Linked DNA regions of Homo sapiens: region 1 is linked to region 2. Evidence: chromatin contacts called from ENCODE POLR2A ChIA-PET data. All regions are on one chromosome and are shown on one strand. The core of a region is the stretch at or near the end of the contact, and the rest is flanking DNA. Distances in the headings are between cores, read along the strand shown.

Region 1 (6,812 bases), core at 2,249-4,748, 390 kb after region 2:
AGCGAAACTCTGTCTCAAAAAAAAAAAAAAAAAAAAAATTTAGCTGGGCGTGATGGTGCACGCCTGTAACCCTAGCTACTCTGGAGGCTGAGGCAGGAGAATCGCTTGAACCCAGGAAGTGGAGGTTGCAGTGAGGCAAGATCGTGCCACTGCACTCCAGCCTGGGTGACAGAGTGAGACTCCGTCTCAAAAAACAAAAAACATAACAGAATTTTATTTCCCTCTCAGGTCACAATACAACTGTTAAGTAGTCCCGGGATGAGGGCGTGTCTCTGTAGCTCATCACTAGAATGCATCCGCCCAGCAGAAGGCAAAAGAAACCATCATCTATCTAGTTTTAAGTACTTTTATTGTTGCATTTGACATGTATTGTTATTTCCCAGTTCCCAGACTAGAGGCTCTGGGGTCAGGTAGCATCTGTCATTAGACAGCTGAAAACAGCAGCAGTTTTGGAGACAGACAGATAGATGGAGGTTCAAACCCCATCTCTGCTGATTATAAGCTGGGGATTTGGGAAGGTGTTTATCCTTCCTAAGCCTCAGTTTCCTCATCCATGAAATGGAGAGGAGAGAAACAACCTTAAAGGGCTGTCAGGAGAATTAAACGATGGGCATAGGTAAAGCATCCAGGACTGCATCTGGCATACGGCATGTGCTCAAGGGAGCTGAGGCTTAATCTGTCTCCTGGGTGCCTGGCACAGAGTCTGGAACAGGTGGGCCTGCATTTGGGTTGGTGGAGATGAACAGAAGTGAATTGGGCTCAGGGAGGGATGTTAATTCCCTAGCTCATCAGGCCTGTCCTGTGGGAACAGCAGGCTCTGGCAGCCACAGAAAGCCAGAGGTGAAGATTTCAGGAATGGAATTGGACAGGGTGATGTGCCCTGGAGGACTGAGGACATGGGCAAGGAGATGACAGCCTCCGCCACACCAGCTAATTTAACTTATGTTTTGGGAGAGAAATCTCTGGCTAGACCCTAAATGGAATCTGGGATGGGGAGGGACTGTTATCAGAAGTGGGCTGTGGCAAGCAGAAAAGAGTGATTGTCCTCTAGGCCTGAGGTGGGGTCAGGCTGCAGTGGACTTCTACCTGTCTCAGCAAATCTATTCTCCATTCCTCCCACACCGATAGACTCGACCTCGGGAGGTGATCGCCCTGCTAGGGACTACATTTCATGGCCTCCCTGCGGCTAAGATGTGGCCCTCTGCCTAAATGTGACAGAAGGGGAGTGGAAAACTTCTCCGTTACTTGCTTCAGAGGAAATTGTCCTTCCTCTGCTTCCTTTCTCTCCTCATTCCTGCGGAGATGTAAACGCAGACATGGCAGGAACCCAGCCTTGACCACGCGGATGAGGACAGCGCCCTGAGGGAAGGCACAAGGGGCGGCAGTTTCTCTTCTGCCTGGAAGAAAGACCTAGGTGAGGGCTGCGGCAGCCCCTGAGAGTGAGCAGTAGCAAGGCTTGGTCTATCACTGGCTGTGGGTGCGGGACTCTGCCAACCAGAATGGGAAGCCCAGAAGCTGCCAGAGAAAGAAAGGCAAGTAGCAGATCTACAACCTGGAAGGATTGGAAATTTAACATGACAGTTACAAGTGGAAACGTGGATGGTGTTTTAGTTGGGATATGCATTCAGCCGAAAAAACAGAGACCCAGACTTGCAGTAGCTTAAGCAAGGTAGAAATTATTTCTCTCTTGCCCAAGTGTCCACGCGTGAGCAGAGTCTGGGTCTGGTATGGTTGCTCCTTGGTGGCAGGGCCTGAGCTGCTTCTGTCTTGTTGCTTGTGTTGGTCCAAGTTTTATTTTCCACTTGGTTAAGCAGGAACTATATTTGTCAGAAGCTCCCTCCCTATGTAGTGGGATCTGGCCCACAGAGGAACTGGGATGAGAATGGGGAGGTGGAAGTGAAGGAACGGCCATTGTTTCCTGAAGGGGAGATTTGGTGACAGACAGATGCAGAGGTGTTTGGTGGGCTCCAGCTTGTCCTTACTTTCCTCTGCCCCACATTCAGCACCTCTTTCCCAATTCTGGGCCTGCTGACCACAGTGGCCCCAGGCCTGCCACCAGAGGCTTGGACTCACTCAAGAGGTAGCTACATAGGGGCTACAGTTTCCCAAAGACCTCTCCACAAGCTCCCCCTTTCAGTGGCTGAACGTACCTGGCTTCTTAGATTTCCCAGCACGCTCCAATGTATCCACCATGATAGTTCTTCAGGATTGTGACTCACCCCATCTTTGATCCCCTATTTCCCCACTCCAGACCATAATCTCCTCAGCTGCGCAAAGTCTAATTCCTGTTATCAATCCTTCATCCCAGCCGTGTAAATCAAAGTGATCCTCAGTTTTCTCCACTGCTGGCTGGGGTTTTGGCTATTTATTTATTTAGTCTACTCAGTCTTCATTCATTCATCTAATTTCTTGCTTCCAGAAGTTTTACTCCTGTCACCTTTCCTGTTCTCCCTGCCTTTAGAGATCTATGTTTTTTTCAAACGTTGCTATAGTTTTAGTGAGGTTTCAGAGGGGAGGGAAATTCAATGTTTGTTCAGTCTACCATCTTAACCCAGAAGTCTTCTCAACACTCTGTCTTCCTTCGTATGCAATAGGCTGTTTGCTGTTGTTGGTTTTCTTTTAACTTTTTAAATTAAAAAAAAAATTTAAGGCAGGCGTGGTGGCTCACGCGTGTAATCCCAGCACTTTGGGAGGCCGAGGCGGGCAAATCACTTGAGGTCAGGAGTTCGAGACCACCCTGACCAACATGGAGAAACCCTGTCTCTACTAAAAATACAAAATTAGCTGGGCATGATGGCGCATGCCTGTAATCCCAGCTACTTGGGAGGCTGAGGCAGGAGAATCGCTTGAACCTGGGAGGCAGAGGTTGTGGTGAGCCGAGATCATGCCATTGCACTCCAGCCTGGGCAACAAGAGCGAAACTTTGTCTCAAAAAAAGAAAAAATTTAAATTTCTTTAGAGTTGCTCTTTTTCAGAGCCTTGCTCTGTTGCCCAGCCTGTAGTGCTGTGGTGCCATCACAGCTCACTGTAACTACAAACTCTTGGGCTCAAGCCATCCTTCTGCCTCAGCTTCCCAAGTACCCGAGACTACAGGACTACAGGCATGCACCACCATGCCTGGCTAATTTTTAGTGTTTTTGCAGAGACAGAGTCTTGCTATGTTGCCCAGGCTAGTCTTGAATTCCAGGCCTCAAGTGATCCTCTTACCTCAGCCTCCCAAAGTACTCGGATTACAAGTGAGAGTCACCAGGCCCAGTCTGTTTGCAGTTTCCTAAACAGACTGAGCCTCCTGCCTCTGTGACTCAGCACATGATCACCCCTCCCTCTATTGTACCCCCCAAACCCCTACCCTGCCAGCCTGGCCTCCCTTCTTCCCTATATTGATGCCTGCCGATCCTTAGAGACAGTTCTCTGGGAAGCTTTTTCTGGTGCTGTGGGTGTGTTAGGTGCCCTTTCTATGAGTCCTAAAGCACCCCACCACTTTCCTCCACTACTGTACTGCTCCTTTCTCAGTACTGTAATTGTCTTTGTAACCCTGGTGTCTGCAACAATGCCTGGAATATGAGCAATGCCAATAAATATTTGGTAAATGAATCAACGAAAAAGATACCCGTTCTGCAGACTCCTTTGCTTTGTTTGCATAATGAGAATCAGAGGAAGATAATGTTTACCTAAAAAGGAAGAGGATCTGGCATGCAGGAGGGAGAGAGGAAACATGTACAACTTAAAGGAGCCAAGTAAAATGTTGTGAATTTTACTATTCTTAAATGATTCTCAGCTGGGCGCAGTGACTCACACCTGTAATCCCAGCACTTTGGGAGACAGAGGCAGAGGCATGCGGATCACAAGGTCAGGAGCCTGGCCAATATAGTGAAACCCCGTCTCTACTAAAAATACAAAAATTAGCCAGGCGTGGTGGTATGCGCCTGTAGTTCCGGCTACTCGAGAGGCTGAGGCAGAATCACTTGAACCCGGGAGGCGAAGGTTGCAGTGAGCCAGGATTGTGCCACTGCACTCCAGCCTGGGCGACAGAGCGAGACTCCATCCCCCATCACCCCCCCAAAAAAGATTCTCAGAACTTTAATAGATGACCATACTATTCTAAGTTTAGCTGTAAAAAGAGCCTTGAGAAAACTAATCTATGGTATTCAAGGTCAAGGTAGTGTTTATGCTTGGGGAAGTGGTAATTGGAAGGGGAACTAGTAGGAGCATCTGGGTGTGGGCAATGTTCTGTTTCTTGGCCTGGGTACTGGTTCCATGAGTGTGGCTAAATACATAAAGATTCATCATGTTGTACACTTATGATTTTACACTTTTTGTATTTCTGTTATACTTCAAAAAAAGTTTACAAAATATAAAATTTTTTAAACGGCAAAACTACAGCATAAACCATTCCTAAACCTCTTTCTCCAGAACACATCATCTCCATCACATCATGCTTGTCAGTCTTTCCAGGTCTTTAAATCTCCAAACAGATGGGTGGGGTTTTTTTCATATCCTCTTGAGTTCAGATTAAATATATATTGAATGCAATTATTTTAAAAGGTTGGGTCATTTAAAAAACTCTCATTATGGGCTGGGCACAGTGGCTCACGCCTGTAATCCCAGCACTTTGGGAGGCTGAGGCGGGCGGATCACGAGGTCAGGAGATTGAGACCATCCTGGCTAACACGGTGAAACACCGTCTCTACTAAAAATACAAAAAATTAGCCAGGCATGGTGGCGGGCGCCTGTAGTCCCAGCTACTCGGGAGGCTGAGGCAGGAGAATGGCGTGAACCCGGGAGGCGGAGGTTGCAGTGAGCCAAGATCGAGCCACTGCTCTCCAGGCTGGGCGACAGAGCAAGACTCCGTCTCAAAACCAACCAACCAAACAAACAAACAAAAACCAAACCAAACAAACAAAAAAAACCCTCTCATTATGTACAACAGGAATCAAGGTGCTAATTATATAAACGTGGGAGTTGTTGGATACCCTATGAGTCCATATTTTCTCACAGATTTAAAAGGTGTTTTTCACATGATCATCGTACTCATGACAGGGGCATGAGTTGTTGCTCTTGGAGGCAGCAATATCTCTTAGATAGATCTTGGATACAGATATCTGGAGACCCAGAATTATAACTATTGAGTTTTAAAAATGTATTGTGGCTGGCCCTAGATTTTGAAATTATAACTATTGAGTTTTATGCACATATTATGGCTCCATTAAGGGCTTGCTGGATGAAAATCTTTCTGAAGATTTTCCAACCACAGTCTGGTTGGAAGCGGGTGGTGGAAGCTTGAAGCTCTGTTTGCATAATGAGTGCAGTTTTTATGTTGATTGTATGTTTGAGGTGGTTCTCCCAGGGCTTATGGAAGTTTTTTTTTGTTTTGTTTTTTTGAGACGGAGTCTCGCTGTTGCCCAGGCTGGAGTGCAGTGGCATGATCTCGGCTCACTACAGGCTCCCCTCCTGGGGTTCACGCCATTCTCCTGCCTCAGCCTCCCGCGTAGCTGGGACTAGAGGTGCCTGCCACCTCACCCGGCTAATTTTTTTTATTTTTAGTAGAGACGGGGTTTCACCGTGTTAGCCAGGATGGTCTCTATCTCCTGACCTCGTGGTCTGCCCGCCTTGGCCTCCCAAAGTGCTAGGATTACAGGCGTGAGCCACCACGCCCGGCCCGGCTTATGGAAGTTTTATGGAGGCTTTACCACCCCTTCTTGGGGCTACTGAAGCTGAAAAGGGGCAGTTCTTTCTTTTGATCTAGAAAGTGGCAAGTGCAGATCATCTCAATAAGATGTTTTAAATCTTGCGGCAAAGGAATAAAGAGACGGTTCTGGGCCGGGTGTAGTGGCTCATGCCTGTAATCCCAGCACTTTGGGAGGCCGAGGCGGGCGGATCACAAAGTCAGGAGATCGAGACCATCCTGGCCAACATGGTGAAACCCTGTGTCTACTAAAAATACAAAAAATTAGACGGGCATGGTGGTGCACACCTGTAGTCCCAGCTACTCAGGAGGCTGAGGTGGGGGAATCGCTTGAACCCACAAGGTGGAGATTGCAGTGAGCTGAGATCGCGCCATTGCACTCCAGCCTGGCTACAGAGTGAGACTCCGTCTCAAAAAAAAAAAAAAAAAAAAAAAGAGGCGGTTCTGGAGATCAGGTGAGGGGTACCTAATTAGCCAGAGAGGCTTGGAGGGGTTCTCACAGATGGGGTTGCTGAAACAAGTCTTGTTTGCCATGTGTTTTTGAACCCTAAAGTCAGAATATATGATCTAAAAAGTATTCATTTCCTTATTCTTTCTTTTCTTTTCTTCTTTCTTTTCTCTCTCTCCTTCTTTCTTTCTTTTTTTTGTCTTGCTCTATCACCCAGGCTGGAGTGCAGTAGTGTGATCATGGCTCACTACAGCGCTCAAGTGATCCCCCACCTCAGTCTCCCGAGTAGCTGGGACTACAGGCACTTGCCACCAGTCCTGGCTAATCTTTTTTAAAATGTTTTTGAAGAAATGAGGTCTCACTATGTTGTCCAGGCTGGTCTCAAACTCCTGGGCTCAAGCAATCCTCCTACTTAGGTCTCTCAAAGTGCTGGGATTACAGGCACTGTAAATGTGCCTAGCCCATTTATTTTCAGTAAGTCTCATAGGGGTACAATAACAAAATCACAGTTACATATGTACACATTTTATTAACAATAGCTACATTCCAAGAAATCAGAACTAGCTCACCAAATATGGGTTGTATGGTGATGTTAACTATGGTCTATTTTTCAACTAAGAATTCCTTCTTATGTTTGACAGCATATTTTAAAAAGTGGCTTTTTCTTTCTCTTTTTTT
Region 2 (6,314 bases), core at 1,057-3,556:
AAGGCATTGAGATGTTTATGTGTATGCATATCTAAAGCACAGCACTTAATTCTTTACCTTGTCTATGATGCAGAGACCTTTGTTCACATGTTTATCTGCTGACCTTCTCTCCACTATTATCCTATGACCCTGCCACATCCCCCTCTCCGAGAAACACCCAAGAATGATCAATAAATACTAAGGGAACTCAGAGGCTGGCAGGATCCTCCATATGCTGAACGCTGGTCCCCTGGGCCCCCTTATTTCTTTCTCTATGCTTTGTCTCTGTGTCTTTTTCTTTTCCAAGTCTCTCGTTCCACCTAACGAGAAACACCCACAGGTGTGGAGGGGCAACCCACCCCTTCAGCTGGAACCTGGGAGATGGAAGTTGCAGTGAGTTGAGATCAAGCCACTGGATACCAGCCTGGGCGACAGAGCAAGACTTTGTCTCAAAAAAAAAAAAAAAAAGAAAGAAAGAAAAAGAAAAAGAAAAAGAATAAAAGAAAGAAAATCAATGTAATGTACACTTATATAAACATTAACTCAAAATGGATCATAACAAAACTATGCGATTTAACACATCCTCAAAAAGTTACACGGAAAGTTTCCAAATGGCCCAGCAACTCCACTCCTAAGCATACTCAAGAGAAATGCAAACGTACACCCACACAAAAACCTGTACACAAATGTTCATAGCAGCAGTGTTCATATCAGCTAAAAAGTTGAAACAACCGAAATGTTCGTCAACTGATGAGTGGATCAATAAAACATGGTATATACACACAATGGAATATTATGAAGCTATAAAAAGAAATCAAGTACTGATATCTGCTACAACATGGATGAATCTTGAAAACATGCAAAGTGAAAGAAGTCACAGAAGAACACATATTGTATACTTCCATTTACATAAAATGCCCAGAATAGGCAAATTTACGGAGACAGGGTGGGTTAGTGGTTAGTGGTTTAGGACTAAGGGTGGGAAGTAGGGAAGAGGATTGATTGGTAATGGGTATGAAGTTTCTTTTGGGGTGAATGATAATGTTCTAAAATTAGTTTGTAGTGATGGTTATACGATCCTGTGAATATACTAAAAAACATTGAGGCTGGGTGTGGTGGCTCACGCCTGTAATCCCAGCACTTTGGGAGGTCAAGGTGGGTGGATCACCTGAGGTCAGGAATTCAAGACTAGCCTGACCAACATGGTGAAACCCTGTCTCTACTAAAAATATAAAAATTAGCCTGGTGTGGTGGTGGGCGCCTATAATCCCAGTTACTTGGGAGGCTGAGACAGGAGAATTGCTTGAACCCGAGAGGCGGGGGTTGCAATGAGCCAAGATCTCACCACTGCACTCCAGCCTGGGCAACAGAGCGAGACTCCATCTCAAAAAAAAACCAAAAACCAAAAAAATTTACTTTACATTTTAAATGAGTGACTTGCATGGCATGTGAATTACATTCTAATACAGCAATTAAAAAAAAAAAAAAAGACCAGAGGCCCAGTGTGGGGGCTCATGCCTGTAATCCCAGCACTTTGGGAGGCGGAGGTGGGCAGATCACCTGAGGTCAGGAGTTCCAGACCAGCCTGGCCAACATGGTGAAACCCCGTCTCTACTAAAAATACAACAATTAGCCAGGTGTGGTGACACATGCCTGTAATCCCAGCTACTAGGGAGGCTGAGGCAAGAGAATCACTTGAACCCCAGAGGCGGAGGTTGCAGTGAGCCAAGATCGTGCCACTGCACTCCAGGCTGGGTGACAGAACGAGACTCCAGCTCAAAAAAAAAAAAAAAAAAAAAAAAAAAAAAAAAAAAAATCAGAGACCTGAATGTAAAACATAAAATTATTATAAAACTCTTAGAAAAAAAATAGGAGAAAATCTTTATAAGCTTTAATTAAGCAAATATTTTTTTTTTTTGAGAGCATCTCACTATGTTGCCCAAGCTCCCTTCAAACTCCTGGGTTCAAGCAATCCTCCCATCTCAGCCTCCTGAGAAGCTGGGACTACAAGTGTGTGCCAAAGAGCTGTAACATATAATATCAAAAGCACAATCCATGAAACAAAAAATTGATAAATTGGATTTCATCAAAATTTAAAGCATTTTATCAGTGAAGGACATTGTTAAGAGAATAAAAAGACAATTGAGAGGAAAACAGTTGTATGACACATCATACAAAGCCATATGATATGGTTTGGATTTCTGTCTCCGCCCAAATCTCATGTCAAATTGTAATCCCCAGTGTTAGAGGAGGGGCCTGGTGGGAGGTGATTGGATCATAGGGGCAGATTTCCCCTTGCTGTTCTCATGATAGTGAGTGAATTATCACAAGATCTGGTTGTTGAAAAGTGTATAGTACCTCCCCTTTCACTCTCTTCCTCCTGCTCACAAGAGGTGCCTGCTTCCCCTTTGCCTTCTGCTATGATTGTAAATTTCCTGAGGCCTCCAGAGTCATGCTTCCTGTACAGCCTGTGGAACCTGAGCCAATTAAACCTCTTTTCTTTTTTCCTTTTTTTTTTTTTTTTTTGAGATGGAATCTCACTCTTGCTCAGGCTGGAGTGCAGTGGCGTGATCTCGGCTCACTGAAACCTCCACATCCCAGGTTCAAGCGATTCTCCTGCCTCAGCCTCCTGAGTAGCTGGGATTACAGGCGCATACCACCACGCCTGGCTAATTTTTGTATTTTTAGTAGAGACGGGGTTTCACCATGTTGGTCAGGTTGGTCTTGAACTCCTAACCTTGTGATCCACCTGCCTCAGCCTCCCTTTCTTTATAAATTACCCAGTTTATGGTATTTCTTTATAGCAGTACAAGAACAGATTAATATACCATATATTTAGAATATATCTGTTTAAAAACCCTGTCAGGCTGGGCTTAGTGACTCATGACTATAATCCCAGTGCCTTAGGAGAATGCAGGGAGAGGATTGCTTGAGACCAGGAGTTTCAGGCTGCAGTGAGCTATGATCATGCCACTGCACTCCAGCTTGGAAGACAGTGCCAGAACCTGTTCTCTGAAAAATAAATAAATAACCTTGCAAAACTTGACAATAAGGAAACACATGATCCAATTTTTAAAAGAAAGAAACAATATGAATGGATGTTCACCAGAGAATATATACAGATAGCAAATAAACATCTCAAAAGATGCTCAACATCATTAGTTATTAGAGAAATGCAAATTTAAAACAAAATGAAACATTATTACACGTCTGCTTGATATTTATTGCTGTGTAACAAATTACCCCAAAACTTAGTGGCTAAAACAACATGATGTTTATCTCAGTTTCTGTGGGTCAAGGATCCAGGAACAGCTTAATTGGGTTCTCTGCCTTAGAGTCCCTCACAAGGCTCCAATCAAGTTATTGGTTGGGGCTGTGAACGCCAATGAAGGCTGGGAGGCTGGAGGGAAAGGATCTTCTTCCAAGCATGATTATTCACAGGATTCAGTTACTTGAGGGCTGTTGGACTGAGGGCCTCAGTTCCTCGCTAAGGAACAGTGGAGTTCCTCCACTGTTGGTTGGAGATGGCCTTCAGTCCCTTGCCAGGGTTGACCCTTCCCATCAGATCAAGCACGCAAGAGGAGCCAGCAAGAGAAGTCCAGCAAGACAGAAGCCACAGTCTTTTGTAATGTGATCCCAGAAGCAACACCTCATCACTGTTGCCATATTAATTTCCATTTAAGAAAGTGAAAGGGAAATTAATATTGTTAGTATTTCTTCTTCTATTCATTAGAACCAAGGTATTAGGTTCGGCCCAAACTCAAGACGAGGAAATTATCCAAGGGTACAATTACCTGGAGGCATGAATACCATGGGAGCCATGTCAGAAGCCTCCTACCATGTGCCCTTTTGAGATTAGCTAAAATTTGAAAATACTGACAATACCAAGTGTTAGCAAGGGTTCAAAGCAACAGGAATTCTCATACATTGCTGGTGGGAATGCAAAATGTCACAGCCACTCTGGAAAACAGTTTGGCACTTTCTTAAAAAGTTGAACATATATCATGTTACCCAGCAATCTCACTTCTAGGTATTCATTCTAGGGAATGGAAAATGAGAACACATGGACACAGGGGCACACATCACTGGGGACTGTCAAGGGGTGGGGGCAAGGGGAGAGAGAGCATTAAGACAAATACCTAAAGCATACGGGGCTTAAAACCTAGGTGATGGGTTGATAGGTGCAGCAAACCACCGTGGCACATGTATACCTATGTAACAAACCTGCATATTCTGCACATGTATCCCAGAACTTACAGTAAAATAAAATAAAAATAAAAATAAGAACTTATATCCAACAAAAACCTGTATACAAATGTTTCTAGCAGCATTATTCATAATCATCCAATGCTGGAACCAACTCAAATGTCCTTCAGTGAGTGAATGAATAAAAAAATTGTGGTATATCCATTAAAGTTACTACCCAGCAGTGAAAAGGACTTAATTATTAATAAATGCAACAACATGGATAAATCTAAAATACTAAGTGAAAGAACCCAATCTCCAAACTCATCTCACACACATAATGTGTGATTCCATTTATATTGTTACTGGCAGAGGGTGTCCAAGTTCTTGGTGTCTTGAGCAAAGAATTGCGCAAAACACACAAACAAAGCAAGGTAAGAATGAAGCAACAGAAGCAGAAATTTATTGAAAATGAAAGTACACTCCATAGTGTGGGAATGGCCCGAGCATAGGGGCTCAAGGGCCCCGTTAAGAATTTGGGGGAGTTTACCCATTTACAATTGCTACAAAGAGAATAAAATACCTAGGAATCCAACTTACAAGGGATGTGAAGGACCTCTTCAAGGAGAACTACAAACCACTGCTCAGTGAAATAAAAGAGGACACAAACAAATGGAAGAACATTCCATGCTCATGGATAGGAAGAATCAATATTGTGAAAATGGCCATACTGTCCAAGGTAATTTATAGATTCAATGCCATCCCCATCAAGCTACCAATCACTTTCCTCACAGAATTGGAAAAAACTACTTTAAAGTTCATATGGAACTAAAAAAAGAGCCTGCATAGCCAAGACAATCCTAAGCAAAAAGAACAAACCTGGAAGCATCACGCTACCTGACTTCAAACTATACGACAAGGCTACAGTAACCAAAACAGCATGGTACTGGTACCAAAACAGATATATAGACCAATAGAACAGAACAGAGGCCTCAAAAATAACACCACACATCTACAACCATCTGATCTTTGACAAACCTGACAAAAACAAGAAATAGGGAAAGGATTCCCTATTTAATAAATGGTGCTTGGAAACCTGGCTAGCCATATGTAGAAAGACGAAACTGGATCCCTTCCTTACACTTCATACAAAAATTAATTCAAGATGGATTAAAGACTTAAATGTAACACCTAAAACCATAAAAACCCTAGAAGAAAACCTAGGCAATACCATTCAGGACATAGGCATGGGCAAAGACTTCATGACTAAAACACCAAAAGCAATGGCAACAAAAGCCAAAATAGACAAGTGGGATCTAATTAAACTAAAGAGCTTCTGCACAGCAAAAGAAACTACCATCAGAGTGAACAGGCAACCTACAGAATGGGAGAAAATTTTTGCAATCTACCCATCTGACAAAGGGTTAATATCCAGAATCTACAAAGAACTTAAACAAATTTACAAGAAAAAAACAACCCCAGCAAAAAGTGGGCAAAGGATATGAACAGACACTTCTCAAAAGAAGACATTTATGCAGCCAACAGACACATGAAAAAATGCTCATCATCACTGGTCATCAGAGAAATGCAAATCAAAATCACAATGAGATACCATCTCATGCCAGTTAGAATGGTGATCCATTAAAAAGTCAGGAAACAACAGATGCTGGGGAGGATGTGGAGAAATAGGAATGCTTTTACACCGTTGGTGGGAGTGTAAACTAGTTCAACCATTGTGGAAGACAGTGTGGTGATTCCTCAAAGATCTAGAACCAGAAATACCATTTGACTCAACGATCCCATTTCTGGGTATATACCCAAAGGATTATAAATAATGCTACTATAAAGACACATGCACACGTATGTTTATTGTGGTACTATTCACAATAGCAAAGACTTGGAACCAACTCAAATGTCCATGGATGATAGACTGGATTAAGAAAATGTGGCACATATACACCATGGAATACTGTGCAGTCATAAAAAAGGATGAGTTCATGTCCTTTGCAGGGACATGGATGAAGCTAGAAACCATCATTCTCAGCAAACTATCACAAGGATAGAAAACCAAACACTGCATGTTCTCACTCATAGGTGGGAATTGAACAATGAGATCACTTGGACACAGGGCGGGAAACATCACACACCAG

Evidence for each region. ChIA-PET counts read pairs that join two places held with the same protein, here RNA polymerase II (POLR2A).
Region 1: POLR2A ChIA-PET joins it to region 2 with 23 read pairs in OCI-LY7. The contact joins two enhancer-like sites. POLR2A ChIA-PET finds 5 or more read pairs at or near these places in 2 of 52 experiments (AG04450 and OCI-LY7).

What each region holds. Positions count from the first base shown.
Region 1 is chr1:40,964,358-40,971,169 of GRCh38, forward strand. No RefSeq gene overlaps it. Among named protein-coding and RNA genes, the nearest start is that of CTPS1, 12 kb to the right of the region's middle. Within about 2 kb of position 3,499, at least 9 of the 41 ENCODE cell types and tissues checked have a DNase peak (open chromatin) inside an H3K27ac peak, as active enhancers do.
Region 2 is chr1:40,572,650-40,578,963 of GRCh38, forward strand. No RefSeq gene overlaps it. Among named protein-coding and RNA genes, the nearest start is that of ZNF684, 44 kb to the left of the region's middle. Within about 2 kb of position 2,307, at least 2 of the 41 ENCODE cell types and tissues checked have a DNase peak (open chromatin) inside an H3K27ac peak, as active enhancers do.